2 separate regions of the Homo sapiens genome follow, and region 1 is linked to region 2. A link is an interaction called in ENCODE POLR2A ChIA-PET data of the cell type or tissue named here. Cell type or tissue: MCF 10A. All regions are shown on one strand.

Evidence for each region. Peaks named below come from ENCODE experiments on the same cell type or tissue, not always from the same donor. Only the 100,000 strongest peaks of a DNase experiment are listed, where the experiment ranks them.
Region 1: POLR2A ChIA-PET joins it to region 2 with 10 read pairs; 5 of 35 experiments call an interaction of 5 or more read pairs at or near these places.

The regions. Positions count from the first base shown.
Region 1 is chr17:59,914,320-59,922,319 of GRCh38, forward strand. RPS6KB1 (ribosomal protein S6 kinase B1) reads left to right here. Exons shown (of 15, transcript NM_003161.4): 4 at 316-384. Among named protein-coding and RNA genes, the nearest start is that of RPS6KB1, 25 kb to the left of the region's middle. In MCF 10A, a CTCF peak has its summit at 129 (motif pointing right); a DNase peak (open chromatin) is centred at 132.
Region 2 is chr17:59,749,800-59,757,799 of GRCh38, forward strand. All of the region lies in intron 5 of VMP1 (vacuole membrane protein 1), which reads left to right. Among named protein-coding and RNA genes, the nearest start is that of VMP1, 46 kb to the left of the region's middle. RefSeq lists enhancers at 4,411-5,610, 4,454-5,296. In MCF 10A, a CTCF peak has its summit at 3,839 (motif pointing right); DNase peaks (open chromatin) are centred at 3,862, 4,992 and 6,732.

The sequences.
Region 1 (8,000 bases), 160 kb after region 2:
TATTTTATAATTTTTAAGGTGGTATTATGCCTCTGGGAACACTGTTTATAGCTTGTTCTAAGTAGGATTTTATATATTAATATAAAGTAACAGTGTTTATTATTAGATGGTCATTGTCCAACATTACCACCAGATGGCAGCAGAACAAACAGGAAAGTCATGATCATTAATGTGGTCTGTTCTTTTAGCTGATCATTTTTGCACATAGTTTTTATAATATAAACTGCTGTGGCATATGTTTCTTATAACTAGGAATTAAGGGAGTATGCCTGACATAGTTTGCCTTTGAATAACACACACTTTTTTTTAATCCAGGTTTTTCAAGTACGAAAAGTAACAGGAGCAAATACTGGGAAAATATTTGCCATGAAGGTGCTTAAAAAGGTGATTTCCACTCCCCCTTTTTAGTCCTCACACACCATATTTTTACACTTGATCTCAGCCAAAAGGCTGGGAAGCAATCATATCATATTTTTAATTGTTGTAACATTTTGGCCTAAAATTTGCAGTCAAAAAAATGTATCTCAAGCCAGGTACAGTGGTGCACACCTGTGGTCCCAGCTACTTGGGAGACTGAGTCAGGAGGATTGCTTGAACTTAGGAGTTCAAGGGTAGCCTGAGCAATGTAGTAAGACCCAGTCTCTTACAGAAAAAATGTATTTATTTTCTTTTCTTTTTTTTTTTTTTGAGACGTAGTCGCGCTCTGTCGCCCAGGCTGGAGTGCGGTGGTGCGATGTCGGCTCACTGCAACCTCCACCTCCCGGGTTCAGGTAATTCTCCTGCCTCAGCCTCCCGAGTAGCTGGGACTACAGGTGCATGCTGCCACGCCCAGCTACTTTTTTGTATTTTTGATAGAAACGGGGTTTCACCATATTGGCCAGGATGGTCTTGATCTCCTGACCTCAGTGATCCACCTGCCTCGGCATCCCAAAGTGCAGGGATTACAGGCATGAGCCACCGCACCCGGCAAAAAATGTATTTCTAACACAGTTGCAATACTTTTTAGAATGTGAGGTATGTTTCATTACTGTTATTCCTATTTTTATTTCTGCTTGGTGAGTGTGGAAAAGAGAGCTCTTGCAATTCTTTGCTGAGGTAACTCTTCACTGTTTCTGATCTCCTTATTTCTAAGTAATAAGCATGTACTGCCATCTCTTTTTTTTTGAGATGAACTCTCACTCTGTTGTCCAGGCTGGAGTGCAGTTGTACAATCTCAGCTCACTGCAACCTCTGTCTCCCAGGTTCAAGTGATTCTCCTGCCCTAGCCTCCCTAATAGCTGGGATTACAGGCGCCTACCACCACGCCTGGCTAATTTTTGGATTTTTAGTGTAGACGGGGTTTCACCATATTGGCCAGGCTGGTCTCGAACTCCTGACCTCAGGTGATCCATCTGCCTCGGCCTCCCAAACTGCTGGGATTACAGGCACGAGCCACTGCGCCTGGCCTACTGCTATCTTTTTTTTTTTTTTTTTTTTTTTTATTGTGACAGAGTTTTGCTCTTGTTGCCCAGGCTGGAGTGCAGTGGAGTGATCTCGGCTCACCACAACCTCCGCCTCCCAGGTTCAAGTGATTCTCCTGCCTCAGCCTCCCTAGTAGCTGGGATTACAGGCATGTGCCACCACGCCCGGCTAATTTTGTATTTTTAGTAGAGATGGGGTTTCTCCATGTTGGTTAGGCTGGTCTCGAACTCAGGTGATCTGCCCGCCTTGGCCTCCCAAAGTGCTGGGATTACAGGCATGAGCCACCATGCCCAGCCAACTGCTATCTTTTTAATTCAGCAGTTTTCAATTTTTTTTTTTAGACGGAGCCTCACTCTGTTGCCCAGGCTGGAGTGCAGTGGCGTGATCTCAGCTCACTGCAACCTCCACCTCCCAGGTTAAAGCGATTCCTCTGCTTCAGCTTCCTGAGTGTCTGGGATTACAGGCGCCCACCACCACACCCGGCTAATTTTTGTATTTTTAGTAGAGATGCGGTTTCGCCATATTGGCATGCTGGTGTCGAACTCCTGACCTCGGGGGATCGGCCCGCCTTGACCTCCCAAAGTGTTGGGATTACAGGCGTGAGCCACCGAGCCTGGCAGTATTAACTTTCTTTTATGCGAGTTAAGGATTTGTTTCTTGTTTACTTCACCCTCCTTTATCCTCATCCTCTCATTTTGTTTTGCTTTCTTTGAATCTACTATTGTCCTCTGATGTCTTCCAACAACTTTGTAAAACACCTTTCAGTCTAATGTTCTTTGATCAGGCTTATAAGATAATCTATCAGTTCCATTTATTTCCCAGAGGCATATCTTAGGAACTTTCTATCCACCTGTTCCCATCTGGAGTGGTAGCTCTTTAGTCACAACTGTTATGACTGGACTCTTTCTTCACCACAACCCTGGAATCCTCTTGGCTCCTTCAGTGTTGGATCTTTTGTTTCCTGGATCCCATATCTTCATTTTTTCCCTTTTTCTTAGTTTATGTCCTTGTTTTGGTGACACTATACTAGTGGCTCCCTCAGACAAGGTATATAAAGATACATTTATAATAAAAATATATCCATATTGCATATTTGAGAATTTCTTTACATTTTTATTTACTTGATTGTTTATGTTATTGGAGTTGAAAATTATTTTCACTTAGAATTTTGCTCAGTTTTCTTCTATTCTTGAGAGTTTCTGTTGAAGTGCTTTGGCATTCTGATTCCCAGTCGTTTACACATGGCCTATTTTTTCTGTGGAAATATTTAAGATTTTCTCTTTATTTCTGATCTAAGTTTTTATAGTGATGTGTGTTGCTTTGACTTTGATTATTATTTTTATTTAGTTAGTTTTTGAGATAGGGTCTCGCCCTGTCACCTAGACAGGAGTGCGGTGACACAATTATAGCTCAGTGCAACCTCAAATTCCTGGGCTCAAGCTATCCTCCCACCTCAGTCTCCTGAGTAGCTGGGACCACAGACACGCACCACCAGGCCTGGCTAATAAAAAAAAATGTAGAGATGGGCACTCACCATGTTGCCCAGGCTGGTGTTGAACTCCTGGGCTCAAGTGATCCACCCGCCTCGGCCACCCAAAGTGCTGGGATTGGATTACAGGTATGGCCCACTGCGCCCGGCCTATTTAATTAAATTAATTAATTTATTTATTTTTAAGAGACAGGGTCTCACTCTGTTTCCCAGGCTGGAGTGTGGTGGTGTGATCATACTTCACTGTAACCTGTAACTCCTGGGCTCAAGCGATCCTCCTGCCACAACTTCTGAGTAGCTAGGACTGCAGATGCATGCCACCACGCCCAGTTCATTTTTAAAATGTTTCGTAGAGACAAGGTCTTCCTGTGTTTCCCCGGCTGGCCTGGAACTCCTGGCCTCAAGCAGTTGTTCTGTTTTGGCTCCCAAAGTGTTGGGATTACAGGCATGTGCCACTGTGCCCAGCCTATTTTTATTCTTTTAATCTTAAAGCTTTAGTCTTTCAGTTCTAGGAAATTTTCTTATGTGATTTATTTGGTAATTTCCTTCCCACTGTTTTCTCTTCTTGGAATTGCAATTAGTTGGATGTTGGATCTCCTGGACCGATCATCTAATTTTTCTTATCTTTTCCACGTTTCCATTTCTTTGTCTTGTTTACTTTCTTCTACTCAATTTTTTTTTGAGATGGAGTTTTGCTCTTGTTGCCCAGGCTGGAGTGCAATGGCGCAATCTTGGCTCACCGCAACCTCCGCCTCCTGGGTTCAAGCGATTCCCCTGCCTCAGCCTCCCGAGTAGCTGGGATTACAGGCATGTGCCACCATGCCCGGCTAATTTTGTATTTTTAGAAGAGACAGGGTTCCTCCATGTTGGTCAGGCTGGTTTCGAACTCCTGACTTAGGTGATCCGCCCGCCTTGGCCTCCTGAAGTGCTGGGATTACAGGCGTAAGCCACTGTGCCCAGCCATTTGACTAAATTTTTTTTTAAAGCTGTTGTATTTGTGATTCTCCAGAATTCTTTCTGTTGTTTTTGTTTTATAGCAACCTGTTTAATGAGTATAATATCTTCTCTTACCCCTCTGAGAGTTTTATTTTTTTTTAATGTTTATTATTATTTTTTTGAGACAAGAGTCTCACTCTGTCGTGCAGGTTTGAGTGCAGTGGTGCGATCTTGGCTCACTGCAACCCCTGCCTCCTGCGTTCAAGCGATTCTCCTGCCTCAGCCTCCTGAGTAGCTGGGATTACAGGTGCCCGCTACCACACCTGGCTAATTTTTGTATTTTTAGCAGATATCGGGTTTCATCATGTTGGCCAGACTGGTCTTGAACTCCTGACCTCAGGCAAAACGTCCACCTCGGCATCCCAAAGTGCTGGGATTACAGGTGTGAGCCACCACGCCCAGCCTCTCTGAGAGTTTAATTATAATTATTTGAAATGTTCTTTTGTTTTACGCATGTTCTTTTTTGACTTTCTGTTTTCTTTGACTTTGATTTAGTCAGTTTTAGTCACTTTGTTCCATGTTAGAGGCCTTCTTTAGATGTCTGGTGTCATTCACTGATTATTCTTTTTTTTTTTTTTTTTTTTGAGTTGGAGTCTTGCTCTGTCGTCTAGGCTGGAGTGCAGTGGCACAGTCTCGGCTCACTGCAATTTCCACCTCCTGGGTTCAAGCGATTCTTGTGCCTCAGCCACCCAAGTAGCTGGGATAACAGGCATGTGCCACCCTGCCTGGCTAATTTTTGCATTTTTAGTAGTGACAGGGTTTCGCCATGTTGTCAGCCTGATCTCGAACTCCTGACCTCAAGTGATCTGTCCACCTAGGCCTCAATAACCCATCCACTGCGCCTGGCCTGATTATTCATATTTAAGAGTAGAACTCTGAAAAGCTGATCAGAAGTTCTGTGTGTGTAAGCTTCTCTGCAGGGTAGTCAAGTGGTTAGCTGGCACTTGATCAACAACTTCAAATAATAGTGTCTGTAGGGCTGGGTGTGGTGGCTCACGCCTGTAATCCCAGCACTTTCGGAGGCTGAGGCAGGTTGATCACCTGAGGTCAGGAGTTCAAAACCAGCCTGGCCAGCTGGTTTGGGGGCGCTGAGGCAGGAGAATCGCTTGAGCCTGGGAGGTGGAGGTTGCAGTGAGCCAAGATTGCACCATTGTGCTCTAGCTTGGACAACAAGAGCGAGACTCCATCTCAAATAAATAAATAAGTAAATATTGTCTGTAGATCTTTTTTTTTCTGGGGAGGATCAGTTGGTGCTAAGAAAGTTCTGCCATTCATTTGCCTGGAAAAAGCATTCTGGAGCTGAGTGAGAGAAGATGGAGATCTTACCTCTCAACACGCGGACTTTCACTAAACTCGAGTTTTTACATTAGTACTTTACTCTGTGGATCTAATCTTTCACTTTTTTTTTTTGTCCCGGGGAATTTAACTCTCCTAGGGTTAGTTCTTCGACTTAGTATGGAGATGGGAGCCTTTTTGGTCTGTCTGTTCCTTACACAGACTTGTAGATGATCTCCCTGTTTTTAGCACTCCACCTTCTGCCTTCTACAGTCTTCAGTTCCTTTAATTTTTTCCCTTCCTTCTAATTTTTCCTCTAATGTTTGAACCTTGCTGGGGTTCTATAGATAGATTCAACTTCTTTTGTGTATTCCCCTTTGCAGGCACTTAGGTTTGATCTTACCCCACTCTGCTACATCATGGACCATTGCTTTATCCCCACTCTGTCTTTTCAGGTGTGGGATTCCACATGTCTTCTAGTTTTACTGATGGATTATGTGTGTGTTTGTTTTCTTATTCTTGTTTGGGATTGATTACTGAAAAGATTCCACTGTCTTTTTTTTTTTTCCTGGGTTCAAGTGATTCTTCTGCCTCAACCTCCTGAGTAGCTGGGATTACAGGTGCCCGCCACCACACCCAGCTAATTTTTGTATTTTTAGTAGAGACAGGGCTTTGCCATGTTGGCCAGGCTGGTCTCGAACTCCTGACCGCAGGTGATCCACCCTTCTTGGCCTCCCAAAGTGCTAGGATTACAGGCATGAGTCACTGCGCCCGGCCTCCACTGTCTTAAAACAAAAGTTCCAGTGGAGAACTACTTTAAAGACAATCAAAGTGACTTTTTAAAAAAATTATAAGACTTGTAAAACTTTGGTCCTTCTTGCTGATTTTTATTTAAGCAGTATAAATGACTCCTCAGTTTGAAAGCTGAGGAACAAATACTGTGACCACAATTTTATTGGTAATTGTCTTTAAAAAGCCATCTAGCTATTCTTCACATCAGTTTCTTCTTCAGTGGGTTGACATTGATATCAGCTATTTGACTTTCCTGTTGGAATTGTTTTAGATTAATGATTTTTTAATCTGTAAAACATGTTAGGTATAGAATTGAAGGCAGCATAATAGTGCTTGTCCCAGAAATGTGAAAAGAAGTACTGGTCAAGATTTCTTCTTTTATTTGAAACAGAGTCTCACTACATCACCCAGGCTGGAGTGCAGTGGAGCGTTCTCAGCTCACTGCAACCTTTGCCTCTTGGGTTCCAGTGATTCTAGGGCCTCAGCCTCCCAAATAGCTGGGACTACAGGTGTGTACCACCACGCCTGGCTAATTTTTGTACTTTTGGTAGAGACAGGGTTTCACCATGTTGGCCAGGCTGGTCTCAAACTCCTGACCTCAAGTGACCGCCCACCTCAGCCCCCTAAAGTGCTGGAATTATGGGCGTGAGCCACTGCGCCCAGCCTCTGGTCAAGATTCTTAACTGATTCATTCCTTGTGATGTGTTATTTATGTCGGATAATCAGGCCTGACCATATTAGGCATAATTAGATCTTGGGTGAAGTATGTTTTTGGCACAGGTATCTAGTGAAAAAAAGAGTGCTTGTTTTTTTTCCCCACTCATGGTGGGTGGGGTGGTATATTGGGAAATCCATAGACTTAATTACTGCTAAGTGTCAGGCCTCATTCTGGGGCCCAGGGATCCAGGACCTAAGCTGTTTGCCTCTGCTTTTGCTTGGTTGCCATTGTTTCCCATTCTTGGGGTTCTTTTCTTAATCCTGGCTAGAGGATCTGATACTGTCTCCTTCCTTGTCCTTGAAAGCAAGCTCATAGCAAAAATAATGAAAATAAAGATGTCATTAGGGTTAAGTTCAGGGCTTTCATTTCTAAATCCCCAAGTAAGATGACTATAGGCTCCCTTTGAGTTCCTTCCTTCTGATTTTAATTATCCTGGAGGCAGAGTACTAACCCCTCTGACCTGAGTGTGTGGTAAGTGTATACCTCTTCCCCCAGACTTTAAGATGAAATCAGAGTAGAACCAGGTATCCCCTTAAGTGAGTTGTTTCAATCTGGACATTCTGTCTGGATTTATTAGTTCTCCTGGGACTGTTTACTTCTTATAGGAATGGTACCATTCAGGTATTTGCTTAGAGTGGAATAGTGAGGAAAAGACTATCAACAGCCATCACCCGACCCTACCAGTTGCAGCAAAAATATACCATGGAAGCAAAATACTATTGCCTACGGCATTAGTTCACCTCCCACTGTACATTTTAGAACCTTTGGCCAAAGGTGTTCTCCACCTCTGAAATATTGCGGTTTCATAGAACAATAACTTTCTCACTTTTGACTTACTTGATTCCTACAATGCCTGTTTTTTGGCCCTAAGCCCTTTAGTTAATAAATTTTAGTTAATAAATTTTCCTCATGTACAATTTGAGAGTTAACTGCAGATTTCATAGCACTTCACCCCTAATTTCATCTATACATCTCCTAAGAATAAGGGCATTTTTTTTTTTTTTTTTTGAGAAGCAGTCTCACTCTGTTGCCCAGGCTGGAGTGCAGTGGTGCAATTTTGGCTCACTGCAACCTCCACCTCCTGGGTTCAAGCGATTCTCCTGCCTCAGCCCCACAAGTAGCTGGGATTACAGGTGCCTCCTACCACGCCTGCCTAATTTTTGTAATTGTAGTAGAGACGAGGTTTCACCATGTTGGCCAGGCTGGTCTCAAACTCCTGACCTCAGGTGAGCCGCTCTCCTCGGCCTCCCAAAGTGTTGAGATTACAGA
Region 2 (8,000 bases):
ATGCCCTGCCTCAAGTTAAAATAATCTTATTATCTTCTTAGAACTGTGAGTGGCCCAGCCCGTCTACCCACTAGAAGCAAACTAGTCTGGAGGAAAGTAAAATCATCCTAGGTTTTACATGATCTCTACTTAACTTACTGTTGTATTCCAACTGTCTAGAACAGAGCCTAGTACTCAATAGGTGCTCAACAAATATATGTTGAATATATTAATGTAAAATAGAATCTTTGCAAAGCCTATGAGAGATAAAATAATTCGACTTCTTTTATTGGCAAAACAGTCTGTTCCTAACATCTGAGTCTTATTTGTGACAGTTGATGAAAAATGACCTAATCTATATATAGCTTTTTCTTAATTTGCATAACAGTTTTATATTAAATATTAGTAAATCGTTTTATTTCTCCAGCAAATAAGTGCATGTACTTCTTGCTGTGTAAACATTTTATTATGCTCTTTGCATTCAATTTACTTAAATTTAGACAAAAAATAGGCACAATGAATAATTTTTTTTTTTTTTTTGAGATAGAGTTTTGCTCTTGTTGCCCAGGCTGTAGTGCAGTGGTGCGAACTCGGCTCACTGCAACCTCTGCCTCCTGGGTTCAGGTGATTCTCCTGCCTCACACTCCCAAGTAGCTGAGATTATAGGTGTCCACCACCACACCCGGCTAATTTTTGTATTTTTAGTAGAAATGGGGTTTCACCATGTTGGCCAGGCTGGCCTCGACCTCCTGACCTCAGGTGATCCACCCACCTCGGCCTCCCAAAGTGCTGGGATTACAGGCATGAGCCACCACGCCCAGCCCACAATGAGTGATTTTTAAAATAATTTTATTCAACATATGCTAATATGCTTGTCTCTGGTTTATCTTTATAGTGAGGTATATTGTACTTTGAAATAAAGAATATTAAATAAATTAGAAATTAATAGCATTTGTAAACTGCATTTCCTCTGTTTTTAGTTCTTATGCAGGCATATTTTTGTTCATTCATTTGATATCTACCTTGAACAAATTTTGCCTAGCAAGTAGTGCAAGTTACAAATTTCATTCATTTACCTTATTTGAGTTTGTATGTAGATTAGGTGCAAAGAAGCTTCTGGGGCTGGCAGATTTTTCCAAGATAGCACCTTTTTTTTTTTTTTTTTTTTTTTGGAGACAGAGTCTAGCTCTGTCACCCAGGCTGGAGTACAGTGGTGCAATCTTAGCTCACTGCAAACCCCGCCTCCTGGGTTCACGCCATTCCCCTGCCTCAGCCTCCCGAGTAGCTGGGACTACAGGCGCCCACCACCATGCCTGGCTAATTTTTTGTATTTTCAGTAGAGACAGGGTTTCACCGTGTTAGCCAGGATGGTCTTGATCTCCTGACCTCGTGATCGGCCAGGTAGCACCTTTTAAGCACTCTTTTATTGCATATTAATTCCCCAAAATCCATTGACAGATTTATTTTAGTCTTAGCAAGCATTCAGGTTACCTTTTAGAAGATCCAGTACATGAGCGATCAGGAATGCTTATTTATTCTCTCATGTAGCGGAAATTATATCCAGAGTAAGAATAGTAAGTCAATGTTTGCATAAAGAGAACATAGCTGCTGTTGACCTCTTTGGTTCATCTCTATGCAGCCAGTTTTTGTGAGTCAAAATTTCTATCTTAATAATGGTCTAGACCGGGCTCGGTGGCTCATGCCTGTGATCCCAGCACTTTGGGAGGCTGCGGTGGGTGGATCACCTGAGGTCAGGAGTTTGAGACCAGCCTGGCCAACATGGTGAAACCCTGTCTCTGCTAAAAATACAAAAATTAGCTGGGCGTGGTGGGGGGGGCGCCTGTAATCCCAGCTACTTGGGAGGCTGAGGTGAGATAATTGTTTGAACGGGGGAGGCAGAGGTTGCAGTGAGCCGAGATTGCGCCATTGCACTCCAGCCTGGGCAACAAGAGCAAAACTCCGTCTCAAAAAAAAAAAAAAAAAAAAAAAAGTCTAACCTAGGGCTACAGAGCATACCTTCTCTTTTTCATTTTCTTTTATCTTCGTTTCTTTTTTGAGACAGGGTTTCTCTCTGTTGCCAGGCTGGAGTACAGTGGCATGAATATGGCCCGCTGTAGCCTCAGCCTCCTGGGCTCAAGAGATCTTCCCACCTCAGCCTCCCAGGTAGCTGGGACTACAGGTGTGCACCACTACACCAGCTGGGTTTTTTTTAGGGGTAGAAACGGGGTCTCTCCATGTTGCCCAGGCTGGTCTCAAACTCCTCGGTTCAAGAGATCCTCTCGCCTCAGCCTCCTAAAGTGCCGGGATTACAGGCATGAGCCACTGTATCCGGCCTCACTTTTTCTGTAAAGGATCAGATCCGTAGCTATTTACACATCGTGGGCTATCCAGTCTCTGTGCAACTACTCAGATCTGTCACTGTAACGAGAAAGCAATTATAGACAGTACATAAATGAGTGAATGCGGCCGTTTTCTGGTAAAACTTTATTCATAAAAACAGGTAGCAGGCTGGATTTGGTCTGCAGTTTGTAGTTTGTTAACCCCTGCTCCAACTCATTGAATGACAGTAGTACACCGGAAGAGACATAGTGAGCCTGGGAGCCTTAATGAGAGAGCTAGCTGTCTTCTAAGGATTTTTGTATGACATCTGTGTATTTGGTTCACCCATTTGCCAAATAAGTACTATCATTTCTCTCTTCTTGATCAAGAAATAACAGGTTTCACATGATGCTTTAGAAAAGAATATAGTTGTGCATATATGAGTTGTATAAAAAAAATTAAGAGTAAAAAGAAAAAGCTTTTTTGAAGGGAAAAGCAGAAGAATTTCTTCTAAATGAGCTGTCTGATGACAGGAAGATTTGGTTCCAGTTTCATGTAACCACTGGTATGTTCAATTCCTCTTAAATACCAGATTTTACAAGATTGCAACCATTTTGAGGAATAAATAACTTATGGATTAAGTTTAGATGTCATGTGTAGGATGAACAGGTCTAAAGATCTAAGGTACCACTGTTGTAAAATTACAATGGATTAGGGATTTTTGTTAAGTAGATTTTTAGCTGTTCTTATTTTTAAAAAGTAACTATGTAAGATGATAAACATGTTAATTTGCTTTACTATAGTATAACCATTTTGTTATCTGTATGTATACTATAACAACATATTGTAAGCCTCAATTATGCACAATAAAATTTATTTCTAAAAAGCTTAGGCCAGGTGCAGTGGCTCGCACCTGTATTCCCAGCACTTTGGGAGGCCAAGGCAGGAGGATCACTTGAGGCCGGGAGTTCAAGACCATACCAGCCTGGGCAACCTAGTGGGACCCCGTCTCTACGAAAAAAATTTTTTAATTAGCCAGGTGTAGTGGCATGCTCCTGTAGTCCCAGCTACTCAGGTGGAGGTTGAGGCCAAGGTTGGAAAATCACTTGAGCCCAGGGAGGTTATGATCGCGCCACTGCACTCTAGCCTGGGCGACAGAATGAGACCCTGTCTCAAGAAAAAAAAAAAAGTTTAGATGTTGTACACAATTAGGAGAAGTGATGGGGTTATTTCATTAGCCACCTTGTAATTATTTCCCACTAATAGAAATATGATTCATAATTCTGTAATTAACCAGGTTAACAAAAACAGGAACTTTGGTACTTGATTATGAGAAATGTATTCTGGACATGCTCCTTATATGCATGTACATTATGATTCATCAAGTTACAAGACAAAAAGATGATTAAAGAACCATTTGTAAACTGTATGTAACATTAAGGATTTATAAAGCCTGTTCTTAATAGCAAAGGAGTCCATGGGCTACAATTTACTCTCCTATATAATGTGATGTATGTACAATTTTTGACACTAGGTGGAGCAGTTTCCTGGCAAAAGACTTCACAAAGCCCCATATCCCTTTCAGTTAAGCCCAGCTTCTAGACAAAGAACTGTAAAGAGAAGAAAAACGATCGACAATCATTTTATAATTTAAAAACATACCCAAATATTTAGCTATAAGTAGAAGGCTGAATATATTTTACAATTTTTCTGTTTGCCATATATTTTAACCATTGGATTTTCTCATGTTTAAAGTGTTAGTTTTACTTTCTAGAAGCAGTTTGGAAGTAGAAAAGTTGGGAACTATTCAGTTACATTGTAGAATAGATCAGGTTTTATTAGAAGCTGTAACATCAAGGTGTTATCCTTTGAATGATATCTGTGAGCCATTTTGTTTCATATGACCATTTTTATAGAAAAAAAGTACTTTTTGTTATAAATTAGATACAAAGAAAATTGTGAGATACGTGCCCCTGTGTAAGATTCAGAGCCTGTTTCTGCTTTAAAGTTTGGGATTATTTCATTATTAAAATATGTGTTAAAAATTGTACATTTACCCTGAAGTACAGGTCAATTGATGACTAAAAAGAAAACAAAAAAAATTATACATTTAAAAAATCTGACATCTTAATTGCTTTTTCATATTTATGACCTCCTCTGTATATGGCACCCTAAGGAGGAAGTACTGTATAGTATTCTGCACTTTTTAAAAGCTGTTTTTTCCTTAGTATAGACATTTCTGATACTTTTTGACTCTTGGCTATTGCTAAAAGTAAATATTATTTGGAAAACTGCATTCATATGGGTTGAAATAAAATAGTGAAATAGTTTCAGTAAGTGAAATATTGTAGTAGTTAATACCATAAAGTGGAATCATTCTTTTTTTAAAAAATTGTTAGCCAGCTTCTTCCCTATCAATTCAGCTTGACTTCTGACTATTGCTTTATTGCTCATTTGTCTATCCTCCTTTTAAGACAAAAAAGAAATTACCAAAAGTTAAGGCTGTGGTGTGACTTGATACCAGATGCTTATAACTATGGCTATAAGCATGCAGTGACTCAGTGCTGTTTCAGGAAGACCAACAGACCCTTCTTAGAAAAAAATCTATTTGCCTTTTGTTTGATGAAGGCATGAAAGCTCTTCTCCCTGTCTTTCCCTAAGGAATGACTCATATATTAACTCTGCTGAGCATCACCACATCAAAAGAAGAAACCAAGGTCTTCAGGACATCAGGCTGGGTTTTTGCCAAGGAAAAGGGGTATGCACAGACTGGGTAACTTCCTGCCCTTAAGTTTATTAATGTATGCTTAAATGAAAGCCAAGAAAATTTAGTTTAGCTTAAATTTGTTGTTGAGCATACATTTTAAACAATTTATACTAGCCCCCCCCGCCCTTTTTTAACAGCTCTCATAAATATGTAGTTCATTTCTCTTGAATACTTAAGTCAACTGTATGATCAAAAGTTGCTTGGGTCTAGAGAACAAAGGTGAAACATGCCTTCTTTTTCTTTTTCTTTTTCTTTTTTTTTTAGACGGAGACTCACTCTGTCTCCCAGGCTGGAGTGCAATGGCGCGATCTTGGCTCACGGCAAACTCCATCTCCCACGTTCAAGCGATTCTCCTGCCTCACCCTCCCGAATAGTTGGGACTACAAGCATGCGCCACCACACCCGGCTAATTTTTTGTATTTTTAGTAGAGACAGGAGTTTCACAATGTTGGCCAGGCTGGTCTCGAACTCCTGACCTCAAGTGATCTGCCCGCCTCAGCCTCCCAAACTGCTGGGATTACAGGCGTGAGCCACCACACCTGGCCAAACATGCCTTTTAATATGGATTAATTCAATATAATAAAAATAGCTTCAAAGACAGTACCTTATAACTTGGAGCATGAACTAATACTATAGAGTTCATATTTCTTTTGTTTTGGCCAGCAATTTTATATTTGCACTTTTATAGTATAATCTCATATTTCTACCCTGTGACCTAGGTAACAAGCATTATTAGGCTTTTTGTTAAACAAAGGAAGAGATAGAAGTTACCAACAGTAATTTACCAACAGATTTAGAAAACTGAAATCCACATTAATGCATGCCCCGGTTACTGCTTTTTGACAGTTTGTTTCTTTGTTTTTTGTTTTGGTTTTTGGTTTTTTTTTTTTTTGAGACAGGGTCTTGCTCTGTCGCTCAGGCTGGAGTGCAGTGGCATGATCATAGCTCACTGCAACCTTGAACTCCTGGGCTCGAGTGGTCCTCCCATCTCAGCCTCCCAAGTAGCTGGGACTACAGGCATATGCCACCACACTGGGCTAATATTTTTTCTTAGTAGAGACGGAATCTCACTGTGTTGTCCGAGCTAGTCTCGAACTCCTGGGCTCAAGTGATCCTGCTGCCTCGGCCTCTCAAAGTGTTAGGATTTCAAGCATGAGACACTGTTCCCAGCCTGTACTGCATTTTGTAGAGACCAGAGGCATAACTTGGGACCTTCTTCACAAAAAGAATATAAACACTGGTTAAACTTGTCAGTGCCCATTGGGAATCGATATTTTACACTCTAGCCTTCTAGAATTATTTGCTGTAGACCATAACCTTGTTTTCTGACTCTAATGAGAAAAACAATGATTAAAAAAATTCTGAAGAGAATTCCTGTGTTTGCAAAAGGGTTTCTGAAGTCCCCTGAAAGAAAACAAAGGTTTTGCAAGTCATACAAACAACCATTTTTCATCTTTTTTTGTTTATTTATCACCCAGATATTCCTAATGAATCACATTCCAGACTAACCACTGACTGCTTTTGTTCCTTAGTGAAGAAGTATGGCAAATAAATGTTTTCCCAGTGAATCAGCACAGGATTCTTGATTTTATTACCTTTGCCCTAAACTTTCCAGACAAAACTAATTGGAAATTTTGCCTTTGGGATCTCACTTGACTTCTGTGTATAGATGATGGATTAGGCTATGAATTGACATTACAGATGTTGTCCAAACAACTCCAGTCTTTAGGAATGTTTTATCAGTTCTGAGGGAGCCGTCTAGAGTGGAAGAATGTCTGTCTGTCTGTTTTGTCTGCTTGCCTTCCTTAAAAATACTCATACACACACAACACACATTCTGCACTCTTAATGTGATGTTGTAGTCTTCATCTCGGTTGATAAGTATACTTGCCTGAATTAGGCTAATAATTAATATGAACATTTTAGGTCTTTCGTTTTTAAAAGATATCTCTGTAAGACAGGACCCTAAAGTAAACCCAACAGTATTCTGTCTCTGGTCTTTTGGATGGTATACTGTTTTTCTTGATGAAACATAGACATGAGTATAACCTTTTCAGTCCTTTAAATGCTACAAAGTGTGTGAAGAAGGTACAATTATAGTAAATCATGAGCCGCTGTAGTATAAATCCAGAAAACTTGAAAAGTTCAAAATCCAGAAAATGTTTTACTTAATATTAAGCAGCAGTGTACATACTGATTTATCATTTTACTAATATGATTTTTTCACAAATTCAAGTATGAATATATTCACCCCTTTCTTACTATGACCCTAATTAGTGTTTGTGGCACAAGGATTTCTTTCTCTGGGCTTAACATAGATACTATATTATTATCAGAAAACTACTTAAAACTCTTCACTACCAGATTAGGATGGAGATAGATAGATAGATAGATAGATAGATAGATAGATAGATAGATAGATAGATAGATGTGGTTTTGTATAATTTTACCCTTCTAGGACAATTTTTTTTGAATTCTAAGTTTCTCTTAATTAGAAGAACTAGTAGTGTATTGTTATTCTTAAAGCTAGAGTAAAAATTGATTACATAGAATTAGTTTGGTTTTTTTCTAATCACTAAAACTTTTCTAATCACTAAAACTCATGAAAGAATGTAAATCATGGAAATGTAACTTTTTAAACTTATGTAAAAAGAGTTTTTAAAAGATAAAATATCTTTTTCCACAGACAAGTACCTACATCTGCTCTTACTAGAAATCTTACCCTTTCATCTAAGTATAGTTTGCTCTCACCCAGACATACTCCTGCCTGGCCAAGCACTACATCTTTTATCCTGGACAAGGCAAAATTATTCCATTACCAATCTTTGGAAAATATAATGTAATACAGCTCATGAGACTAGATATATGGAACTCTGAAATGAAGCAAATCCAGATGTCCAATATGTTGCAAATAACCAAGCTATCTTGTTGATTT